Linked DNA regions of Homo sapiens: region 2 is linked to region 1. A link is a loop called in an ENCODE intact Hi-C map of the cell type or tissue named here. Cell type or tissue: PC-3. All regions are shown on one strand.

The links. Hi-C counts contacts between places; a loop is a spot of excess contacts. Peaks named below come from ENCODE experiments on the same cell type or tissue, not always from the same donor. Only the 100,000 strongest peaks of a DNase experiment are listed, where the experiment ranks them.
Region 2: it touches region 1 in a loop (13-fold over the local background); 2 of 110 quality-filtered maps call a loop at or near these places.

Annotation. Positions count from the first base shown.
Region 1 is chr1:121,491,418-121,493,917 of GRCh38, forward strand. No RefSeq gene overlaps it. Among named protein-coding and RNA genes, the nearest start is that of SRGAP2-AS1, 95 kb to the left of the region's middle. In PC-3, no CTCF peak of the experiment used is centred here; no DNase peak of the experiment used is centred here.
Region 2 is chr1:121,586,875-121,589,374 of GRCh38, forward strand. No RefSeq gene overlaps it. Among named protein-coding and RNA genes, the nearest start is that of SRGAP2-AS1, 190 kb to the left of the region's middle. RefSeq lists an enhancer at 58-885. In PC-3, no CTCF peak of the experiment used is centred here; DNase peaks (open chromatin) are centred at 77 and 1,107; H3K27ac peaks cover 1,720 bases.

The sequences.
Region 1 (2,500 bases):
TTATCTCTTAGGCAGGGAAGCTCGATGAAAGATACTCCAGGAGATGGTTGCTTTTCAAAGTATACCTGTTTGTGGCTTTTGAATTTCATTATTTCCTTCTGTGTAAGAAATAACAATGGAATGACAGCTGTGTGCTGGATACCATGGCACATAGGACACAAAGGTAACCCAGACACTGCCTCAGCATTTGGGGGTTAATTGATAGAGATAAAAATGACTATAGCATAATGGGTTAAGAGCTGGGATAAGGATGTATGCAAGATGCTGGGGGAAGCCAGAGAAGAAGCTCTTGAAGAAGGACAATCAGAAAAGTTTTCCAAAGGGAAGGGTGCACAGGAATTGAACTGAGAACTAGTCATCAGAGCTTCAGGCAAAGCTATGCCAAAATGTAAAAAAGAAGACGAAACAAAATAATCAGAGGTAAAATCAATGAGGTACATAGGACAGCCGACTTTGCAGGAACTTCAAGTATCTCTTGATAATTCGAGTTTGGGTGCAGGAAGACGTTGAAAGGTAAGTTAAAGAGTTATTTAAGGCCCACATAATGAAAGACCTTAGATACTGGATATTATTCTTATAGCAAGAATGAGCCATTAAAGCTAGAAGGTAGAAAGAGAATTCCGTGTGGAGACTTCAAATGGCAATTCTAAGGCATAGCACAAGGCTTTATATTTATTTAAATTAAGGCAGGCCACAGAAAGTCCTAGAGCAAATATGAATGCATTCAGTTGTCCGTTATTCAAAAATCCAAATAACAATGCTGTAACTAACAGTTACTGGTATTATTATTATTGTTTTACAGAAGGTCTGGAAGTAAGCATCTCAGGGCTGGCAGCTCAGTTCAATAATGTCATCAAGGAACCTGGTTTCTTCTTTTCCTTCCACACTCATTCTTGAAGTTGTTCAAGTATAGAACCATTTTTTAGTTTTTTTTTTTTTTTTTTTACAGTATAAGTAGAATCATACTCTATTAGTTTTCTATTGCTGTGTCACAAATTATCACTAACTTAGTGGCTTTAGACAACAGAAATTTATGATCTGACAGTTTTTATGAGTAAAGAGTTCAGGCACAGTTACTGGGTGTTATGCTCGAGTCTCAACAGACTGCAATCAAGGTGTTAGCTCAGGCTGTGATCTCATCTGAGACTTTGGGGGCCTCTTCTAAGTTCATTAGTTGTTGGCAGAATTCAGTTCCTTGGGGTTGTAGGACTAAGGTGCTCAGCTTTTGAAGGTTACCCCTTTTCATAGGCATTTCACAATGTGGGTATTTACTTCTTCCAGACAAGCATGAGGGCATCTCTCTCACTAGGAATTTCTCCATCCAGCTGGCTAAAATGGAACCTTATCAAATATAACCTAATCAAGGAGTGACTACCCCAATATATTCACAGGCCTTTCCATGCTCAAGGGGAATGAATTATATAAGTTATGATATATATTATAAAATATGATATATATTATATAAGTCAGTAATCTTGGGGGTCATCACAGAATTTTGGCTATACTATCCCAGGACTTGTGTTTGTATTTTTGGTTTTTTTTATTGTTTGTTTTCTACTAATGGATCATTTGTAAATTCTCACCTTTATTTTATTACTTTATATACCACTCAGTGGCCGACATATGTTTTTCTCTAGTGATTTTTAATCAAATATTATTTTTAATAAGAGATAACCTACATCCACATTCCCACTCTCATTTCCACATTTTCCCATCACCTTGTCACTCACTTTTATTCAATGATGGCTCATATACTAAAAGGAAAAATAAATAAAGATGTTTGTAGCATTATATAAACACAACACAAATTTCGGTTAAAAAAAGGTGAGTTTTTCCTATACTAATTTTCTAAAGAATAAAAGCAGAGTTCACCAAAAATACTATATATAAGACTATTTGTAGGTAATAAAAAAGTATTGTAATCTCACTGGGACAGAAGATGTACTCATACAACAAACTGAATAACAATAAAATATTTAAATTGAAATTTAAGCCAACAGTGGAGGTCAAGTCACAAGGCTATAACTTATTACTTGTCACATTAATCCTATAGACAATCTAAGTTTAGAGGAGAATGTTTGGATTATTTACTGTGGTGACATAAGCTACCCCAAAGCTTAGTGGCTTACAACAACAGCAATTTTATTATACCTCACAGTTACGTGGGCCAGAAGTTTGGGCAGACCTTAGCTGGGCAGTTTTTCTGCTCCAAGTGGCATCAACTGGATCACTGTGTGGTACTCAGCTGGAGGCTTGCCTTGCCTGAAAGCTCCAAGAAGGGTCCCTCACAAATCTGGCACCTCACTGCTCCTTGGCCTCTCTCTTTCTCTCTCTGCATGGCATCTCATTGTTAAGGGATGTTAAAAAAAAATTGAAAACGAAGGCCACAGTTTGGATATACACTCAGAACAACCAACCATAACCATAACAAAATGTGAGCTATGTTGATCTCTCTGAAATGCAAGCTCTAACCGTAAACAAACCATAAGCCTTTCTTCCA
Region 2 (2,500 bases), 95 kb after region 1:
CAGTCTGGCCTCAGAGGCCTTGCTGAGCTGTGGTGGGCTCCACCCAGTTTGAACTTCCTGGTGGCTTTGTTTACACTGTGAGGGAAAACTGCCTACTCAAGCCTCAGCAATGGTGGATGCCCCTCCCCCCACCAAGCTGGAGTGTCCCAGGTCGAGCTCAGACTCTTGTGTTGTGCTGGCTGCGAGACTTTCAAGCCAGTGGATTTTAGCTTGCTGGGCTCCGTGGGGGTGGGACTCGCTGAGCCAGAGCACTTGGCTCCCTGGCTTCAGCTCCCTTGCCAGCGGAGTGAACAGTTCTGTCTCACTGGCTTTCCAGGTGCCACTGTGGTATGAGAAATAGACTCCTGCGGCTAGCTCGGTGTCTGCCCAAATGGCCACCCAGTTTTGTGCTGGAAACCCAGGGTCCCTGGTGGTGTAGGCACCGAAGGGAATCTCCTGGTCTGCGGGTTGTGAAGACTGTGGTAATAGCGCAGTATCTGGGCCAGAGTGCTCAGTACAGTCCTTAATGGCTTCCCTTGTCTAGGAGAGGGGGTTCCCCAACACCTTGCACTTCCCAGGTGAGGTGATGGCCCACCCTGCTTCACCTCGCCCTTCTTTGGCTACACCCACAGTCCAACCAGTCCCAGTGAGATGAACCTTGTAACTCAGTTGGAAATGCAGAAATCACCCACCTTCTGCATTGATCTTATTGGGAGCTGCAGACCAAAGCTCTTCCTATTTGGCCATATTGCCAGACTCCCGCTGTTCTGGGTAATTTTTTTTTTTTTTAATTTTGCCATGTTAGTTTAGGTTGATTCAGCACAAATGCTTGCAAAATATTTCAAAATTTATATTCTATGAAAATGTCTACTTCTACAAAAGAGAATCAATATTCCAAGTAGGGCATTTTAATGTTTCTAACAGTTAAGAGGAAAAAATATTAAGGGGAATATACAATATTTCACTATGTATTTTATTTGACTCTTATTTGAAATACTTATATGCTAAAATGATTAATGACTGGTAAATAAGTGTGTGTGTTCTAAAGCATGTGAGGCCAGCTTAAAGGAAGTGAGTAATTGTGTTTTTTGGTGACTGCATTAGAAAACAATTATTGGGAGATCAACTTCTGGAAAGACTGAGTAGATATGCTTTCCCCCACTCCTGGTAAGCACAGCTAACAACATTAGGTCTTATAAAACAAACAGTAAAAGATTCTGACTTACACAGCTACTGTGGCCCCACCTCCACCTCCAGCAGCAAAGCCTCCCCAAGTAGGGAGCTGGGAGCCAAGACTGTCACCTGAACTGGTGATAAGGAACCCCTTTCATTCCTATTAAGAAGCCTGAACTCCCACTCTGGATGTGGAGGAACCAGGTACCCCTCTTACCCTGGATTTTTAATGGAGGCAAAATGAGGAATTTAGATTTCTAACTCTACCTGACAGTAATAAGGTGAAGTGAGTATCTCTTTCCCCAGTAATGTGGTGTCAGAGGAGGCCTACTAAACCAATTTAGATAAGATCTAGAATCTCATAATATCTAAAATATTAGGTTTCAATAAAAAACATACCAAGAGTCATGAAATTCTCAACTTGATTAAGAAAAAAACCAATAGATGCCAAAACCAAAATGAATCAAATGTTAGAATTACCTAACAATTATTTAAAGCAGCCATCATCAAAATGCATCATGAGCAGCTAGGAACAAATGAAAAATAACCTCAGCGAATAGAAAGTGACAGAAAACAAATAGATGATGTAAGAGATAAAGAAAATAAAGGTTATCTATTCTGAATAACAGAGGTAATATAGACTGGAAAAAAAATGCAAAATGCACAGAGCCTCAGGCCCTGTGAGACTTGTAACAAATGATATACCATTTGTATTATTGGTATTGCAGAAGGAGAGGATAAAATGTTGGGCTGAAAAGATATTCAAAGTAATAACGATTGAAAATTTCCCCAACTTTAACAAGTGCCATTAACCTACACATTGAAGAAACTGAGCAAACCCCAAACAGAATAAACTGAAGGAAATCCAGGTCAAAACACACCATAATCAAAATTATGAAAACTAAAGATAGAGAACCTTAAAAGCAGAGATAGAGAAACAATACCTCACCTACTGGGGAAAACCAAATGATGACAGTGGATTTCACATCAGAAACTATGGAAGACAAAAGAAGTATCACATTTTCCAAATGCTCCTAGAAAAGTAGAGTAGGCAGTCCAAAGTTCTATATCTGATGAAAGAATCTCTGAATAATGAAATAGAAATCAGGATATCCTTAATAAAAACAGCTAAGAAACTGGCAGACCTACCTTAAAAAAATGGTTAAAGAAGGTTCTTCAAAGAGGGAGGGAATCATAAAAGAAGGATTTGGAGAACATCAGGAAGGGAGAAATAACACTTTCTTGAGGGAGTAGAAGCATCAAATATAATAGACAGTCTTCCCTTCTTAATTTTTCTCTAATTTTTAACTATTAAAGCAAAAGTTACAACACTGATCTGGTTCTCAAT